Regions from separate parts of the Homo sapiens genome. Here region 1 is linked to region 2. Evidence: read pairs that join two places in POLR2A ChIA-PET (ENCODE). Cell type or tissue: Panc1. All regions are shown on one strand. Links, peaks and the distances in the headings refer to the core of each region. The heading gives the core; the rest is flanking DNA.

Region 1 (9,670 bases), core at 1,122-9,121, 92 kb after region 2:
CAGGCAAGAAGACTGACAGGGACAGACAGACAGGCACAGAGACAGGGACAGGAGGCAGAAGGATGCGGACAAAGAGGCAGATGCAGTGAGAGAGACAGAGGGACAGTCGGAGATGGAGCTGGCAGTCTTGGTGCCAATTAGAAACGTAGACTCCACGAGAACTGAAACAGAAAGTGCTGCGTGGGATTTCATTTCCTGACAGAAGTGCGGGGAGATGAATGGGAAGAAGCCACTCATTCTCCCTCTCCTAAGGTCTCTAGCATGCAGCAGAAGAGAACCAGTGTCAACATGGAGAGAAGGAGAGGGCAAACCACTTCCTTGCTCCTCATTCTGGAGTTTTTCCCAGCCCACAACTGTCATCCTGATGGAACTTTCTTCCCTGTGGTTGGCAGCATGGTGGCCCCCAAAAGTGTCCATGACCTAATCCCTGGAACTTGTGAACGCGTTGGGTCACATGGCTGGGGAATGAAAGGTATGGAAGGAATGAAAGCTACTAACTGCTTGCCTTGAGATGGGGGTGATCCTGGACAAGCTGGGTGGGCCCAAAATAACCACAAGGGTCCTCATCAGAGAAAAAGGGAGAGGAGTCAGGGTCAGAGCCAGATGACCTGGGACTCAATCACAGAAGGGCTGTGAGCCAAGGAACACAGGTGGCTGGAAAGGGCAGCCAGGCATTCTCCCTGAGAGCCCTGCTCCCACCCTGATTCCAGCCTGGGGGCTGCAGATTCTGAATTTCTGACCTCCAGAACTGCAAGACGCTACATGTGTGCTGGTTTAAAGCACTGTTTGTGGTAACATGTTATAGCAGCAAGAGAGAATTAACACAACCCCCACATCCAGGTGACAGCCTCTCTCCTTTGTCCCTCCCATATCTCCTCTTGGTCTGAGGATAGACACGCCACCTGCCCCCACAAGAAGGTGAAGGCAGCCAGCCACGTTGCCATCAACTCTTTAATCTCTCCAGCTGAGGACTACATGGTGGAATACACTTTTTGAAATTTTTGAGACAGGGTCTCGCTCTGTCACTCAGGCTGGAGTGCGGTGGCATGATCTTGGCTCACTGCAACCTCCGCCTCCTGGGCTCAAGCTTTCCTCCCACCTCAGCCTCCTGAGTAGCTGGGATTACAGGCACCTGCCACCAGGCTCAGCTACTTTTTTTTGTATTTTTAGTAGAGGCGGGGTTTTGCCACGCTGCCCAGGCTTATCTCGAACTCCTGGTTTCAAGCAATCTGCCCACCTCAGCCTCCCAAAGTGCTGGGATTACAGGCGTGAGCCACCGTGCCCAGCCAGAATACACTTTAAAACAGTCTCGCAGTCAGTTGCAATGGCTCACTCACACCTGTAATCCCAACACTTCGGGAGGCCAAGGTGGGCAGACTGCTTGAACCCAGTAGTTCAAGACCAGCCTGGGCAACATGGCGAAACCCTCTCTTAAAAAAAATAAAATAGCTCTCCCTCTCCCCACGGTCTCCCTCTCCCTCTCTTTCCACGGTCTCTCTCTGATGCCAAGCCGAAGCTGGACTGTACTGCCGCCATCTCGGCTCACTGCAACCTCCCTGCCTGATTCTCCTGCCTCAGCCTGCCGAGTGCCTGTGATTGCAGCAGCGCGCTGCCATGCCTGACTGGTTTTCGTATTTTTTTGGTGGAGACGGGGTTTCGCTGTGTTGGCCAGGCTGGTCTTCAGCTCCTAACCGCGAGTGATCTGCCAGCATCGGCCTCCACAGGTGCCGGGATTGCAGACGGAGTCTCGTTCACTCAGTGCTCAATGTTGCCCAGGCTGGAGTGCAGTGGCGTGATCTCGGCTCACTACAACCTCCACCTCCCAGCCGCCTGCTTTGGCCTCCCAAAGTGCCGAGATTGCAGCCTCTGCCCGGCCGCCACCCCGTCTGGGAAGTGAGGAGCGTCTCCGCCTGGCCGCCCATCGTCTGGGATGTGAGGAGCCCCTCTGCCTGGCTGCCCAGTCTGGGAAGTGAGGAGCGCCTCTTCCCGGCCGCCATCCCATCTAGGAAGTGAGAAGCGTCTCTGCCCGGCCGCCCATCGTCTGAGATGTGGGGAGCGCCTCTGCCCCGCCGCCCCGTCTGGGATGTGAGGAGCGCCTCTGCCCGGCCGCGACCCCGTCTGGGAGGTGAGGAGCGTCTCCGCCCGGCAGCCGCCCCGTCTGAGAAGTGCGGAGCCCCTCCGCCCGGCAGCCGCCCCATCTGGGAAGTGAGGAGCGTCTCCACCCGCCCCATCCGGGAGGGAGGTGGGGGCCAGCCCCCGACCGGCCAGCCACCCCGTCTGGGAGGTGGGGGGCGCCTCTGCCCGGCTGCCCCTTCTGGGAAGTGAGGAGCCCCTCTGCCCGGCTGCCACCCCGTCTGGGAGGTGTACCCAACAGCTCATTGAGAACGGGCCATGATGACGATGGCGGTTTTGTCGAATAGAAAAGGGGGAAATGTGGGGAAAAGATAGAGAAATCAGATTGTTGCTGTGTCTGTGTAGAAAGAAGTAGACATAGGAGACTCCATTTTGTTCTGTACTAAGAAAAATTCTTCTGCCTTGGGATGCTGTTGATCTATGACCTTACCCCCAACCTGGTGCTCTCTGAAACATGTGCTGTGTCCACTCAGGGTTAAATGGATTAAGGGCGGTGCAAGATGTGCTTTGTTAAACAGATGCTTGAAGGCAGCATGCTCATTAAGAGTCATCACCACTCCCTAATCTCAAGTACCCAGGGACACAAACACTGCGGAAGGCCGCAGGGTCCTCTGCCTAGGAAAACCAGAGACCTTTGTTCACTTGTTTATCTGCTGACCTTCCCTCCACTATTGTCCTATGACCCTGCCAAATCCCCCTCAGAGGAACACCCAAGAATGATCAATAAAAATAAAATAAAATAAAATAAAATAAAATAAAATAAAATAAAATAAAATAACATTAGCCAGGTGTAGTGGTGTGTGCCTGTGGTCCCAGCTACTAGGGAGGCTGAGTTGGGAAGATCACTTGAACCCGGGAGGCAGAGGTTGCAGTGAGCTGAGATCACATCACTGCAATCCAGCTGGGTGACAGAGTGAGACCCTGTCTCAAAGCAAAACCAAAACCAAAACCAAAACAAACCAGTCGCTCATTGTTAACACCAAGTATTTCTGTTGCCTATTAAGCCACAGTGTCCTTGGTATATATCAAACTATGGATTCTTGATTTGTTCAGTGGCAAGCCCTGGTTCATTCAAAAAAGCAGAAATGCTGAGGTGCAGAAGAATCTATCTTCTCTCTTAACAGTTCTTTTTTTTTTTTGACATGGAGTCTTGCTTGTCGCCAAGGCTGGAGTACAGTGGTGCAGTCTCGGCTCACTGCAAGCTCTGCCTCCCAGGTTCAAGCGCTTCTCCTGCCTCAGCCTCTCGAATAGCTGGGACTACAGGTGCGAGCCATTACGCCCGGTTAATTTTTGTATTTTCAGTAGAGATGGGGTTTCACCATGTTGGCCAGGCTGGTCACGAACTCCTGACCTCAAGTGATCCGCCTGCCTCAGCCTCCCAAAGTGCTGGGATTACAGGTGTGAACCACCATGCTCAGCCTCTCTTAACACTTCTTACTGTCTTCGTAACTTTAACAAGACAAGCTTTGATGAGCATAAACCATGTCTGACGTCCAGCTCTGCAGTCTAAAAAAGACAGTATCTTCTAATTTAAAATGCTGCAGGTTGGGTGCAGTGACTCCTGCCTGTAATCCCAACACTCTGGAAGGCTGAGGCAGGAGGATCGCTTGAGGCCAGGAGTCTGAGACTAGCCTAGGCAACACAGCGATACCCCATTTCTACTAAAAACAAAAACAAAACAGCGGGTGTGGTGTCGCATTCCTGCAGTCACAGCTACTCGAGAGCCTAAGGCAGAAGGATCCCTTGAGCCAAGGAGTTCAAGGCTGCAGTGAGCTACAATCATGCTACTGTACTCCAGGTTGGGTGACAAAGTGAGATCCTATCTTAAAAAAAAAAAAAAAAAAGTTGCTGACAGGGCATCTGCTGGGGGCTCCAGGTGCTGAGCCTCCCCTACCAGAAGGGGCTCTCCTGACAGCTCCATCAGGGTCTTTGTCAGGACCCAGGACACCATCACAGCACAGGCAAAGCAGGCGCTGGCCTTGCTCCGAGCCTCTTCGAGTGAGGCCTGCCCATGGGATACCGCCAGCAAGCAGTGGAATTGTGCTCAGATGCTCTTGCAAAAGAAATCTCACCTCTGTAGTCAAAGGTGACCACATGGTAACCAAGGGAACTCAGCACCTGTAAAGTGAAAAATAAACATCTTTGGCAACAAATCCAAGCATCTGTATTGAGGGCAGCTTGCCGCTTACTAAACTCATCCAACTTTCTCTCCTCTGCCTTGTACGTAGTGGCAGCTTCATAAAGACTGTGACATGCTGCCTGACTCCTGGCTGGGTTTTATGAAACCAAGATGCCAACTGCCACTGCAGGACTTGCTGACATCCCTGCCTGGGAGCGCAGGAAGGCTCTCCCTTCCTCCTGCTTAGACGCTAGGGGGCCAGGAGCAGTGTCCGGCCGCAGCTCCACTCGTGCTGCAGGGCAGCCTCTGGGGCGGCCTCCTCTGGAGGCAGACAGCTCTCGGTGCTGCAGTGTGATGGTAGACCCCCAGGAGGAGGGCTACACTGTGCAGAGACCCCATCTGGGGACCCTTGCTGCAACCCAGTATTTCTTGGATTTTAAGCTCTTGTCAATTTTTTTTTCTGTTATTTTTTTTTAATCCCTACAGACTAGCTGACCTCTTTCATTTAGCTCACTCCTCAAACACCCACCCCTGTGCCCTTGCTGGGGTGTGCCCAGAGCAACATGGGAGGCTGCCGCACCATCATGTCACCCAGAATCACAGCTCCCTTCTTTGGGGGGGTTGTTGGGTGCTTCCCCAGGGCAGCCTGCACTTCCTTGCCAGCTCCTAGCCACCGCAGAGGCTATAACCAGAGCCAACCTGCTCCAGCCCTGTTGACCTCAGCAGGATGAATCATTTCTTTTAACAGAAAACTGAAAAAAGGACCAATCACTTCTCAAACTCTCCCCACCTTTCCTGACTTAATGCAATGTACTCCACGGGTAAAATCCTCCAATAGCTCAGAGCTGGGTGTGCCCCCGCCTCTGTCTGTGCCCCTGCCTCTGTCTGTGTTCCCTTCTGCCCTGTGGGCCAGTGCAGATGGCCCTCTGAGGGGAGGAGAGTGAGGCTGTTTCAACAGTATCTCTTGGGCTCCAAGACCCAGACAACCAGATGAAGAACAAAACCAAGCAACCAAGCACAAGTGAAGGTCTGCACGCCCTGCCCTAGGCACCCCCTGCATGTGGGGAGACCTGCAGGCGCTCCCACTGTGTGCCTGGAAGCTGATTCAAGTCCCACCTGCAGCCCTTGCTGGGGTGAGCCTACGACCTGGCAGTCAGTGTAGCACCTGGAGCACCTGGTTTCTCTTTTCCTTTTTTTTTGTTTTTTGAGACGGAGTCTTGCTCTGTTGCCCAGGCTAGAGTGCAGTGGTGCCATCTTGGCTCACTGCAACCTCCGCCTCCCAGGTTTAAGCAATTCTCTGCCTCAGCCTCCTGAGTAGCTGGGATTACAGGCGCCCGCCACCACGCCTGGCTAATTTTTTTTGTATTTTTAGTAGAGACGGGGTTTCACCATCCTGGCCGGCTGGTCTTGAACTCCTGACCTTGTGATCCACCCATCTTGGCCTCCCAAAGTGCTGGGATTACAGGCGTGAGCCACCACACCCAGCCGTCTCTTTTCATTTTATACACAAGTAACGTAACATTGAAAAACAATTTCCAGTGCTGCTTATGTAGTCTGCCAATATCTGCACTTGGTCTACAAAGCCCATACATTCTGATGTTGGGGCCCAGGCCTAGAAGCAGTGTGATGGGCAGTCACAGCAGAGGCAGCCAAGGCCCTACCTTCCAGCACGCCCATCCAAAGGCAGTGTTAAAAAGCTCAACACGCCTGTCATCCCAACACTTTGGGAGGCCAAGGTGGGAGGCCCAGGAGTTCGAGACCAGCCTGAGCAACATAGGGAGACCTCATTTCTACAAAAAAACAAACAAAAATTAGCTGGGCGTGGTGGCGGCATGCACCTGCAGTCTCAGGAGGCTGAAGCAGGAGGATAGTTTGAGCCCAGGAGGTCGACGCTGCAGTGCGCTGTGACTGTACCACTGCACTCCAGCCTGGGCAACAGAGGAGGAGGACCCTGTCTCACACACACAAACAGCCCAGCAATAGTTAACTCTCAAGCTGTGAGTCTGGTGACTCCCTTCACTTCCTGCCCTGGAAAGAACAGCCCAGGGAACAGGTGTGGGTGCTGCCTGCACTCACCTTGTAAAGCTCCACGCGGTGGTCGCCTCCTCTGGAGAAGAAAACAGGACATGGTGTGAGCACATCTTCTCAGAGTTGGGCCCCAGGTCAACTTGTCCTCCATACCCCAAACCAGGGGGAGGCCAATGAAAGAGGGCAGAACCTCTTCCTTGGGTCCCCCTAAGTAGCCCCACACTCGCCTCTGGCAGTGCTGTGCCAAGGGGGAGATGGTCTTAGCACTTTGGGGGAGATTTCTTAATGACTGCTTTTATTTTTCAGTAGGTAATGCACACCTACAGCCCCAAACTAGAAAGACACTAAAGGAAACACAGCAAGGCCTCATCCACCACACCCCAGACCCTCCCAGCTTCCCTGTGCCAAGGACACCCTGTGTAGACAGAGGCTGTGCTCCAACAGGACCCGTATGGGCGACTTCTGCCCTCACTTCTTGCTCCGCACGTCTCAGCCGACCTTCAGAACTCTGCTTAGCCACACCACCCTGGCCTCTCATGGTCATCTTGACTGTTTCCCACCTGGCACTAACTTCTGTTTGCTGCTGTGGCCACCCTGCCTTACAGCCCTTCACATGTGTGTGCTCTGCACATGGGATATGCTCCTAGAATCTCCCCAGGGAGGCCCTGAAGTGCCGGAACGGCTGCCTCCCGCCCCTCACAGCCAACTACAGCTTCACCGTGCATGTCGCTACTGAGACTAAGTGGGCTCGGCACACACCCTCCCATTTGTACTTCCTTGTCTGAGGCCTGTCTAGGCTCCCTTCCCTCTTTCTTTCCAGTTGTTGGCCAGCTGTTAACCTGGACCGACCCCACAGCAGGGACATGGGCCACCTGGGAGGAGGGCGGGTCCACACTCTCCACACTCCCTAGCCGTGCTCCTCCTTCCTCAGGAGCGGTCTCAACATTTCAGGTATGGGGGCGGGAGTGTTGCTGGTTGGACACCAGGATGAGATGGAGGAGGAAGCCAATAAAGTACAGAAACAAAAATATAAAGGGTCAGGTGCGGTGGTTCACACCTGTAATCCCAGCACTTTGGGAGGCCGAGGTGAGCAGATCACTTGAGCTCAGGAGTTTGAGACCAGCCTGGTCAAATGGTGAAACCCGTCTCTACTAAAAATACAAAAATTAGCTGGCCATGGTGGTGGGTGACTGTAATCCCAGCTACTCGGGAGACCGAGGCAGGAGAGTCACTTGAACTCAGGAGGCTGAGGTTGCAGTGAGTCAGGATTGTGCCACTGCACTCCAGCCTGGGCAACAGAGTGAGACTCTGTCTCAAAAATTAAAATAAAAAATAAAGGAATGAGTTTCAAGGCAAGGAGGAAACACTGCAAAATATTTTCAGTTATCATTGTAAGAGTTCACAGTGGCTCTAAGTTTCTAAAATTTCCTACATTAAGCAAAAAAGGAACAGTTGCTGGGAATCCAGGGGGTCTGGACCTCAGGGGGACCCGGGTGGTGGATCCCGCAGACCAGCGAAACCCCAGTGGGATGCACAGGACAAAGAAAGCAGGCAACGTGGGGGTGGCGAGGACTGCAGCCAGGCAGTCTCTGCAGGATTGGGAGGGGGCAGCAAACACTGAAAGTCACGGCATCCCTTTCTAACCTAAAGTTATAGGCAGGATCTTTTTTTTTTTTTTTTAACCATGTGATGGGCACTGCAGAACTGAACCTTATTCACAGCCAACCACAGTTCTGTCATTTATAAAAAGATGCTGCAAGAGCTGTTTGTAGCCACTTGCTCTTTGAAAAGCAGAAGAGAAACCCTCTGCAGCTTGTCCCAGACAAAGAAGAAAGGAAACTGTGCAGCACATGCATGATTCTGTAGCTAGACACGCCATCCCTGACACAGAAACCGCTTCACGGGCCATGCCGCCAGGCTCTTTCAGCAATGCTCTCTGCAGGGTTCCACCATGCAGACCCCACCTAGGCCTGCTTTCCCTTCCAGAAGGGCCCAGCACAGCTCTCCTTGCTGGCTCTGCCTATAAAATGTTTGCCCCCAGCCCTGACATACCCTGGTGCCACACGGGACCTCGGCCCTGGCCCCGCAGCAGCCCTGTCTCCGTGCTGGGTCTGCCTCTGTGCTGGCTCCTGGCTGCCTCTCTCACACACGAAGACCTTGGTGGTTTTCAAACAATGCTTTGTTCAGAAAATGTATCCCCTCCGCACCCACCCTGGGTTCTCCCACAGAGGCTCTTCTGAACAGCAATCACATGGTGTGGAAGGAGCACCCTTTTAAGGCAGGGAGGCCAACTCCAGGGCAGCCAGTGGAAAGGACAAGCCATTAGACCCACTCAGGAAAAGCATCTGAGATAAAACTGGGCAGGGCTGATTAACCAAAGAGTGCATGAACTTCAGCAACAGCCCGTTAGGGTGAGCAGAGAGCTCACACTGTAGGGTGGCCTGCAAAGACCCCAGCACCTGGTGCTTTCAGCCTCTCCCTCCTGCCCCTTCTCAGCACCTGCCACTTTTTTCCAGGAAGTGTGCCACCTCCTCCAGGGCTGCCCTGGCTCCGGCTTCACCTGTCTGCCACCTGGAGCTATCTTACAGGTAACAAAGATCTGCCTGCCACTTCAGGCAGCATGACAGATATAGAGAAAACAAGCTGCCAGTGAGCTGAAGCCGCCCATTCCCAAGAGCGCGAGGCACCCACAGCCAAGTGCCACTATGACCCCTCCTCGGAGGGACCCCAAAGCCCTCACTCTCCAAGAAACCCTGCTCCCCAAATCACATACCAGCAGATGCTGTGACCTTTGAGATTACAACAAGGAGAAAAAAACATGCCCCTCTGGCTGGGGAGCTCAGCTCCTGACTGAGACTCAGCCTCCTTCATCCCAATCCAGGCTGCAGCTCCAGATAGGGGACGGTCTGCACACAGCTTCCCACACTTGGTCCCCACGGAACACAGCCGTGCTGGCCTCAGCCTGTGGGAACCCTGCTTCATGTAAACGTCACCTAAACTCCGCCTTCCCTCAACCCCTTCAGAACTCTGCCTTTCCCTTCGTTCTTGGGAGGCTCTCCCTCATTGCAGTGGGTCAGTACACCCAATTTTGTGGGACCGCAGGTTGCTCCTGCTGGTTTCCGGCAGACCGGGCCAGGACATTCCCACCCCAAAAAGGAGCCATGCTCCACAGCAAAGATGATGGGCTCCTCTCCCTCACCTGGTACCTGCGTTCCCATGCAGGTACAGAATGATAGGGTGGCTGGAAGCCAAGGCATCCTCATACCACATCTGGTCTTTGCCTTGGGCGTTCTTCCACCAGACTGCAGGGACGGTGTGCCTGCAGACAGAAGCAGAGGGGAGCGCAGGATCAGATGTCCCTTCTGTCCTCATCCTGGCGACTGCACGTGG
Region 2 (9,670 bases), core at 957-8,956:
CTGTCACCCAGGCTGGAGTGCACTAGCATGATCCCAGCTCACTGCAGCCTCTGCCTGCCGGGTTCCAGCAATTTTCATACCTCCGCCTCCCCAGTAGCTGGGACTACAGATGTGTACCACCACGCCCAGCTAATTTTTGTGTTTTTAGTAGAGACGGGGTTTCACCATGTTGGCCAGTATGGTCTCGAAATCCTACCTTCAAATGATTGCCTGCCTTGGCCTTCCAAAGTGCTGGGATTACAGGCATGAGCCATGACACCCAGCCCCAAGTTATTTTTTAAAAGATGCTGATGAAATCCCTTCTGAAGCACTGAGCTGAAACTGAGGGAACCAGGGAACTGCACACTCATCCCCTACATTGGGAGCTGGCTTTAGGGATGTGAAGACAGAACCTTGTACAGACAGCACAGGAGGGCTGTGGGGGGTGCTGGGTTCTTGCCGTCAGGGAAAGGTTTTCTCTCTCGCTCATGATTCCAGCCTTGCAAGAACATCCCTCCTCCCTTGCTCTGCGAAGGGTCATGAAATGTGGGCTTGGCCCTTCCTGAGACATGGAGTTGACCTGGGGACACAGCCTGCATCAGGGCCAGGGCCTCTGCTCCTTATAATGGGCATCACAGCGGGCATGGACTCTTAGGAGATCTCAGGATTGCCATGGTCTGCTTCAGGGGCTGGGGCACGGCCCTGAGGCTGGTGGTGCCTCTCTTCCCTGATGGAACTGGCCAGGCCACAGAGGCCTTCCCAAGGCCTTAGTGTCTGATGTGTGTATGAGGCGCTCACCAGCACCTACGTGTGCTCCAGCCAAATGCCCTTACCTCAGCCCCCAGCGCCCCATTGGCCCAGCACCCCTGCCCACTTCTTCCGAGGGCCTGGTATCTGACAGGGTAGGATGTTCAACTGGAATTTTCATTCTCCTGTGCATGCCCTACTTCAGTTCTTTCTTTCAAATCCTGGTGTTTATCTTCATAATGGTATTCCTTTTGTTGCAAACAAAAACCATGTCTATGTCTCAGAAACAGCTGCAGCCCTTATTCTGGGGCCAAAAAACACCTATTATTTAGCCAATGAGAAAAGGCAGGTACCTCTTTGCCCTTTGTGGTTCCCAGGGAGTCGTGGCTCAGACCCTGAGTCCTCTCACACCCAGCAGAGCAGCAAGAAGGTCTCATGGTCTCCTCGTCAGGCTGTACAAAGTGCCTGTTTTAGACATTTGGGGGCTGTGAGGACCCAGGAGAATGAGTCTCTGTTTTGTTACCGGTTATTGCGTAACAGACCCCCCAAGTAGAGTGAAAGAACAGCAAACAGCAGTCGCGGCTGGAATCTCACAGCAGACCACACAGGCTCATCTGGGCAGCACCTCCGCTGGGGTCCTGGGGATCTGTGCAGCTGCATGTGGCTGTGGCAGCTGTCTAGACCCTCCCGCTGGGGTCCTGGGGTTCTGTGCAGGTGCATGTGGCTGTGGCAGCTGTCTAGACGCCCCCTGCTGGGGTTCTGGGGGTCTGTGCAGGTGCATATGGCTGGGGCAGCTGTCTAGACTCCCTGCTGGGGTCCTGGGGGTCTGTGCACATGCCTGTGGCTGTGGCAGCTGTCTAAATCCCCCGCTGGGGTCCTGAGGGTCTGTGCACGTGCCTGTCGCTGGGCGGCTGTCTAGACCTGGGCGCTCTTCCACATGGCCTCGCCCCAGCAGAGCAGCCTGGGACACTTTTGTGGTGGCTTCAAAAAAGGAAGGCTACCCTGATGCCACCATTTCCTGCCCATTCCATCAAGGAAAGCAGGTCCAGGCCAGAGTCCAGGGATGGGACCAGCACCTTTCGGTGGGACAGCAGCCTGCCATCCTCGAAAGGTGATACTGGGGCCAGCCCTGGGACCAATACGCTTCCTTTGCTGGTTTTGAGCCCCCAGCTTGTGTGTATTGGAGCAGCAGATTCCATTCAAGGCATGGTGGCACCTGGTGGCACTTGTTCTGGCCCTGCCACCAACCTACCAGCTACTCACAGCCTCAGTCACCTATAAAACTGGGTAATGATGGCTCCCCTCCTAAAAGGACTGTCGTCACACTTCACTGAACAGCCCTTGGCCCAGTGCCTGGCACCCGGCGTGCCCAGGGCCGTGAGCTGGGCATGGTCCTGGTAGCGGTGTGCTTCCTGGCCAACGAGGCTTTGCTGCCACTTCCCAGGGAGGTGTTGCCTTCCCAGTGGACCTGGAAGCCACTCAGCTTCCCCCATCCTGTGTCAAGCCAGGGCCTCCGCGACTCCTAGCTCAGCCCTAGTCCATGGCGGTGATATACCTTCCTTTCTCTTTCCTTTTTAATCTCTGTTTCAGCTAAGGATGGAAAGGAGTTGGTCAGCCCTTGCTTGTCTCCCAGTTTCAAAGGAGAGTGGGAACACGCAGAAGTCACGTACAGGGTTTCAGGGCAGAAAGCAGGTACGGGGAGGGTTGCTGCCTGTTGGTTTCTGCGGGTGAGAGTGGTGGCCTCCTCTCCCCCTTGCCTTTCCCACATCCCATGGGACGTTCCACGGGAGGCTCCTGACCTCTCTTTGAAGAGCCTGTACCTGCCCTGGAAGTGAAGGTGGTTTGGCTGCAGGGGCCTGTGTCTGTGCTGAGAGCCAGCTCCTTCCCTCTGCCTCTGTTCAACATTCCCCTGACTGTCACCAGAAGCTTCCTCCTGAGGGCTGATTTCCTAACAGGCCTGCAGGGAGGAAGGACTGGACCAGCTTGGGGCTGAGATGCAGGGCTGGGACTGGGAGCCCAGGCACTCTGTGCTGTGCTGGGCGGGAATAGAGGGAGGGTCTGCTTCCACCCATCCTGCTCGAGGCTATGGAGCCCGCTGGCCCTGGGCAGGCTCTAGTGCTCTGCACCCTTGCAGTTTCTTCTGAGAGAAATGTTCAAACGCCATTCCCAGACTGGGCACTCGGCATGAGGGGTGCATGCCTTCGCGAACCGTTCAGGTCCTTCCAAGTCAATCACCCACTGGTGCGTGTACCGGGGGGCCGCATCAGGCACAGCAGGACTGCACAGCTGTGTCCCACAGGAGGAGCCAGACAGTGAAGCTCATCGGGAAAGCCTTCCAAGAGAAATAACACGGGGCGGGGATCTGAGAGGGCGATCGCAGCTGTAACTAGGACAGCCAAGGACGGCCTCGTGGGGTAACATGGGATCTAAGACAGGAGGAGGTTTCAAGAAACTGCGCAGATCTGAAGCAGCAGCACCCCAGGCCGCACAAGCAGCACACACCGGGGCCCTCTGTCAGCTGCTGTGTTTAATGAACGAGGAGGAGGTGGTGTGGCTTGGTGGGGGACACCAGGAGGAAATGAGATCGAAGGGTTGGAGCATGGGTCTGTGGACCGTGGGAACCCTGGAAGCACTCGGAAGGATGGGGCCTGGTGGAGGAGGACTGGGAAAGCCGGGAAGCTGGGTCAAGGTGTGGGGTGTAGAGGCGCCCTCAGATGTCCACACGGTCCATTGGCCTCCGGGGTCCTCTGTTCCTGTTCTCCCTCAAGCCATGGGAGCTTGGCAAGTGAGCTGGGCCTCCACTTCCTTATCTATGACATAGGGAGGGTGCAGGCCCCCTGAGGAGGTGGGACTCCGGGCTGGCGGAGGGGGAATGTAGGGCAGATGGTCCCAACAGGCCAGAGGCCACTGGTGTCAGGCATCAGCAGCTTCCTCCTCAGAGTCCAGGTCTGCCGCTGCCTTCGTGCCCACGGTCTTCACTCCCTGCGCCGGGACCAACAATGCCCTGGCTCCTGAGGGCTGCTTTTGACCTGTGCGGGGAGCAGCCCCAACTTGGGGTGGGGTCTTACAGGCTTCTGGACCTGCCTTTTCCTGACAATTCAGGTCAGAGTCTCAAGTCCCCTGGGAGGGGCCCCAAGCAGCTGTGAGGCCTGGGTGCTCGGAGCCCACTGACCGCTAGCCTTGTGCTTGTCCCCAGCGGCAAGCCTGCACGAGCTGTGTGCTGCCAGAGTGTCAGAGGTCCTTCAAAACAGAGTGCACAGGACGGAGGAAGTGAAGCATGTGGACTTCTATGCTTTCTCCTACTATTACGACCTTGCAGCTGGTGTGGGCCTCATAGGTAAGGGGGCCCGGATGGGCTGAGCAGGAAGGTCGGGGCGGCAGGGGGCGGGGGTGGAGGGCGTGTGCTCCCCGAGGCAGAGGGCTGGTGGCAGGCAAGCAACCCTGTTGTCACATCCCTGCAGGAGGCCAGAAGCAGATTTGAGAAGGCGTCTCATCCTGAGTAGGAAAAGATCAGTTCTTTGAGCCCTTCAGTAAAACCTCGTGGCTGGTGACTTGCTGTTGATTCCAGTTCCTGCTGGAAGGCAGGTCCTGCCTTGCACTGGCCCACGTTGTCTCAGACTCAGCCACTCTGCCCTACCCTGCAGCCCTGGCTACAGGAGGCCTCCTGTGACCTGCAGGTGGCTGCCCTGTACCCATGGGAGGGATCAGCTCACTGAATGTGGAGTCTCTCTGACTCACCCTGCACAGCCCAGGAAGCCAGATTAGGGCGGAAAAAGGTATTCAGAGTTTGCTGAGGCTAGTGGTGGTCAGGCTGTGTGGGAACTCTGGAGGGGGTTGCAGAGTCACTATCATGGTGAGATCATCAGAATGTATGGCCTGTGGTACGGATAAGAACACTACTGTTTTAAATAAGCTGACACGGTGCCGGCTCTCTGGGCCCTGCAGCCTCCGGCGGGTCTCTGTGCTGACAAAGCTACCACTGACTGGGCCTGGGTGGAAGGTGGGTGGTCAAGGTGGAAGGCCACCAATAAACCACCCCTCAGTGTATTTTTCAAGAACTTTTTTTTTTTTTTTTTTACATTTAGGAAACTGATACCAGAATACTGTTGCTGAGCTCAGTTCTATGGCTTCAGGAAACATTTCAATTTCTCTACTTTTATTTTTCTTAACTTAAAATTTTACTCAATTTGGGGTCCTGGGTTCCTGGTGAGCTTTCTCGGGGGACACTGCAGGGTTGGGTTGTGGGGTGACCCTCTCAGCCCCCAAACCCACCCCACACCACATCACCCAGAAGCCGTCCTCAGAGCACGTGAGTGCCGCCTACAGCTGGAGGGCCTGCCTCAGAAGCCAGTCAGTGCCTTGGGGCTCTTGGGCTGGCGTTCCCCGTGCCAGCCTCACGTCTCAGTGGCATCGCCAACCTCACAGTGCTCCTGCAGACTGGGTGTTGTGTCTCCCACAGATGCGGAGAAGGGAGGCAGCCTGGTGGTGGGGGACTTCGAGATCGCAGCCAAGTACGGTGAGTGATGCTGCAGGGGCCATCTCAGCAGGGGCAGGCGCCCCGTGATGCTCGTGACGCAGGCGCTGGCCCTGACTCTCCTGGGTGTAGCCCCTCCTAAACAATGGCCACAGGCAGGGGCCTCGGCCCCAGCTGAGAAAGGACCACCGTCCTTGTCCCACCCTCATGGGGTCGTGAGGAACTGGGTCCCTCGATTCCACTTCCTCAGATGCCATTTTACTGCTACTAGGGTAACCCCAAGAGTGATTTCCCCTGGGATGTCCCAGTAAGTTCATGATTGTCACACAACCCTTAAGAAGCCAAGGCCCTACAGAATGGAGCCTGGGATGTGGGGTGGAGGGCTGTCCCCGGGGTCGCAGGTGACCAGCCCAGCAGACCCTGTGCCACACACTATGCCTCTCCACTGTCTCCTTCACGCCTGGCCCAGCAGCCAAGCCTTGGTGAACATGTCCTGCTCTTGGTTGCCCTTCCCAATGTGTGGGTCCAAAGAGCTCAAATTTGTACATCTTTCCAGAAAAAGTACTACCCTTCCCCTCCCCCAAAAGTGGCTTTTTTAAAGCTTTTGTGTCATTTTCCCATTTGTGCCCATGGACACTGGGTATCCACAACTACAGCAGGAAAAGGCTTTGAGCAGAATCCCAGGACAGCTCTTGGTGGATTTGTCCTTCCTCAAGAGCAGGAGTGGATTGTTCTGAGCTGGCTTTGGTGTTTTCTTTCCCCAGAAAGCTTAGGTTTTATGCAGCTTGACACCTGGGAGAGGTGTCCAGGGTCTTAGATGTAGAAATGTGGCTTGGGAGACATTGGCCCATGACCCTAACACCAGGCGTGCAAATCCCCTTGGAGCCCAGACCCAGTGGCAGCCGGGGTTGCCGCCCACCTGCCTGTGCTGTGCACTGGGTGCCTTCTGCGCTCAGCTGCGGCCTTGTCTGTGAATCCGGAGTGCGGAGCCAGCGGGTGCCTGTAGTGGGTGGAATTGGGGTCTGCACTTGCCCCTCCGCCCCCAGGTGGGAGTCACCTGGAGCGTGAAGGGACGTGTCTCATCCCCAGTGTGTCGGACCCTGGAGACACAGCCGCAGAGCAGCCCCTTCTCATGCATGGACCTCACCTACGTCAGCCTGCTACTCCAGGAGTTCGGCTTTCCCAGGAGCAAAGTGCTGAAGGTAAGGGTGCCCTCAGGTCACGCCCCAGCCCCTTTATGGAGTGAGGGGCCTAGAACCACTTCTCCAGTTGCTGGGGTCATGTCCCCCAGCCCATCCCTGGCTTCCAAGGAGCCACAGCCTCCTGATGCACAAGGCTTTCCTGTCTGTGTGATGGTCCCCTCTCCCTCTCTGTCTTTTCAAGCTCACTCGGAAAATTGACAATGTTGAGACCAGCTGGGCTCTGGGGGCCATTTTTCATTACATCGACTCCCTGAACAGACAGAAGAGTCCAGCCTCATAGTGGCCGAGCCATCCCTGTCCCCGTCAGCAGTGTCTGTGTGTCTGCATAAACCCTCCTGTCCTGGACGTGACTTCATCCTGAGGAGCCACAGCACAGGCCGTGCTGGCACTTTCTGCACACTGGCTCTGGGACTTGCAGAAGGCCTGGTGCTGCCCTGGCATCAGCCTCTTCCAGTCACATCTGGCCAGAGGGCTGTCTGGACCTGGGCCCTGCTCAATGCCACCTGTCTGCCTGGGCTCCAAGTGGGCAGGACCAGGACAGAACCACAGGCACACACTGAGGGGGCAGTGTGGCTCCCTGCCTGTCCCATCCCCATGCCCCGTCCGCGGGGCTGTGGCTGCTGCTGTGCATGTCCCTGCGATGGGAGTCTTGTCTCCCAGCCTGTCAGTTTCCTCCCCAGGGCAGAGCTCCCCTTCCTGCAAGAGTCTGGGAGGCGGTGCAGGCTGTCCTGGCTGCTCTGGGGAAGCCGAGGGACAGCCATAACACCCCCGGGACAGTAGGTCTGGGCGGCACCACTGGGAACTCTGGACTTGAGTGTGTTTGCCTCTTCCTTGGGTATGAATGTGTGAGTTCACCCAGAGGCCTGCTCTCCTCACACATTGTGTGGTTTGGGGTTAATGATGGAGGGAGACACCTCCTCATAGACGGCAGGTGCCCACCTTTCAGGGAGTCTCCCAGCATGGGCGGATGCCGGGCATGAGCTGCTGTAAACTATTTGTGGCTGTGCTGCTTGAGTGACGTCTCTGTCGTGTGGGTGCCAAGTGCTTGTGTAGAAACTGTGTTCTGAGCCCCCTTTTCTGGACACCAACTGTGTCCTGTGAATGTATCGCTACTGTGAGCTGTTCCCGCCTAGCCAGGGCCATGTCTTAGGTGCAGCTGTGCCACGGGTCAGCTGAGCCACAGTCCCAGAACCAAGCTCTCGGTGTCTCGGGCCACCATCCGCCCACCTCGGGCTGACCCCACCTCCTCCATGGACAGTGTGAGCCCCGGGCCGTGCATCCTGCTCAGTGTGGCGTCAGTGTCGGGGCTGAGCCCCTTGAGCTGCTTCAGTGAATGTACAGTGCCCGGCACGAGCTGAACCTCATGTGTTCCACTCCCAATAAAAGGTTGACAGGGGCTTCTCCTTCTCTGGGATTCCTCTCGTTGAGCGACAGTAGCATTTGCCCACCTGGCACCTGAGATCCCTGTTTACTAAACCTTAGAAAAGCTGCCAAAGGGGGTGGCGTATTTCCAGTCCTGTCGACATCCCTCTCGAGGACACAGCAGTGGAGGGCCCCTGGGGGCTGGGGCTGGTGAAGGGTCTGGCTGGTGGCCCCGGCCCTCCCAGCGTCTGTTGAGCACAGCTCCTCCTGTGCCAGGCCAGCAGCCCACAGCACGGCCAGGTGAGGCCTGGGCACATAACCTCGAGTGAGCTGCAAGTCCCCATGTCATTCTGTTCAGCAAGGATCTGGTTTTGGTCTGGAAGCGTCCCAAAGGTGTCGCATGCCAGGGAAACTGCAGACCAGCCCACATCCCGAGTGCTTGTGCCTGAAGCCCCCCCCAACCAACTGTCACAGGAGGACAGGATCTGGCCCTAGGGCCTCCCAGGGCTGCAGCGAATGCTGATGGAGCCACGTGGTGGAGGCCTGCACAGAGCAGGAAAGGACAAAAGACAAAAAGAGGAACAGTTTCCTCCCTCCCGCCTGGGCTGGGTCCCCACCAGCGCCTTTACTTCCATAATATCCACCAGCTTAAATATTTAAAGAACTCCGGAGGCTGAGAATCAGACGCATGAAGGTAAAGCCAAAATCAATTTGGTCCATTTAAAGAAGGTCGGTGACCTCATGCCTGAAAAAGGCAAACAACTGGAAGTTTTCCAAAAGTGCACCAAATAAGTCATGGAATATTTCTGGGCCCGGCAAAGTATGCAAGTCATTTCTCTCTGAGTGTCTTTTGTGATAATGAAGTAGGCTCTCATTTGTCAAAAATAGCTACACGTGCACATCGTAAAAGAAGCAAACTAGGGTTGCTTGAAAATTCTGTTCCCTCAGGATGTGTGCATTGACAAGCTCAGACAGGTCTCACACGCCCCACATGCCACCCCAGCCCGCGTACCCCACATCACTTAGCACCCATTGCTGCCCACTGAGCTGCCTCAGTCCTGCAGTCCCCGTGTTTGGATGGCAGGATCCCAGGGCAGTGAGTTTCAGGGCATAAGCAGACGTTGCCACGTTGCCTTCAATCCTACTGGACAAGCATCGGTGCTGGCCTCCCCCATGTCCTAACAGCTACAGCCAGTTTAATCTTTGCCATTCTGGCAGATTTAAAAAAATGATAACTGGTAGTTTTAATATGCATGGATCTAATTCATCGGGTATATCTAAGTTGTATTTCCGTGAAACATCTGTTCATATCCCTTGCCGATTTTCTATAAGATTGTCATCATTTTTTTGTTAATTGTAGATCTTTATTTATTAAGGAAATTATCCCATTATGATAGAACGTGTCCAAAAATTTATCTTTTTGTGACTTCTAGGTTTCATGTCATAATTAGGAAGGCTTCTCCACAGAGATAGTTTTAAAAGTTAACCAAAAGGTATTTTTATATTTTAGTTTCTTAACTTTTGTTAAGAAACTAAACGTGCCTGGCCTTGTTTTTTAATTAATTAATTACTTTATTTATTTATTTTTGAGATAGAATCTCCCTTTGTCACCCAGGCTGGAGTGCAGTGGTGCAATCTGGGCTCACTGCAGCCTCCACCTCCCAGGTTCAAGCAGTTGTCCTGCATCATCCTCCTGAGTAGCTGGGATTACAGGCACCCGCTACTGTGCCCGGCTGATTTTTGTATCTTTAGTAGAGATGGGGTTTTGCCATCTTGGCCAGGCTGGTTTTGAACTCCTGACCAGGTGATCTGCCCATCTGGGCCTCCCAAAGTGCTAGGATTACAGGTATGAGCCACCATGCCCTACCTTAACATTTTTAAATACGTTCAGGCACAACAAATCATT

Evidence for each region. Peaks named below come from ENCODE experiments on the same cell type or tissue, not always from the same donor. Only the 100,000 strongest peaks of a DNase experiment are listed, where the experiment ranks them.
Region 1: POLR2A ChIA-PET joins it to region 2 with 11 read pairs; 7 of 35 experiments call an interaction of 5 or more read pairs at or near these places.

The regions. Positions count from the first base shown.
Region 1 is chr20:25,310,720-25,320,389 of GRCh38, forward strand. ABHD12 (abhydrolase domain containing 12, lysophospholipase) reads right to left here. Exons shown (of 13, transcript NM_001042472.3): 4 at 9,480-9,599; 5 at 6,329-6,359; 6 at 4,206-4,251. Among named protein-coding and RNA genes, the nearest start is that of PYGB, 67 kb to the left of the region's middle. RefSeq lists enhancers at 6,258-6,867, 7,981-8,040, 8,071-8,310 and a silencer at 8,661-8,740. In Panc1, for the core only: no CTCF peak of the experiment used is centred there; no DNase peak of the experiment used is centred there; H3K27ac peaks cover 1,402 bases.
Region 2 is chr20:25,218,916-25,228,585 of GRCh38, forward strand. It overlaps ENTPD6 (ectonucleoside triphosphate diphosphohydrolase 6), which reads left to right. Exons shown (of 15, transcript NM_001247.5): 11 at 2,317-2,418; 12 at 3,923-4,063; 13 at 5,186-5,242; 14 at 6,290-6,402; 15 at 6,584-9,160. The coding sequence ends at 6,682. Among named protein-coding and RNA genes, the nearest start is that of PYGB, 24 kb to the right of the region's middle. RefSeq lists enhancers at 2,654-3,415, 3,416-4,175, 4,176-4,937 and a silencer at 4,988-5,169. In Panc1, for the core only: no CTCF peak of the experiment used is centred there; DNase peaks (open chromatin) are centred at 4,486 and 8,506; H3K27ac peaks cover 6,871 bases.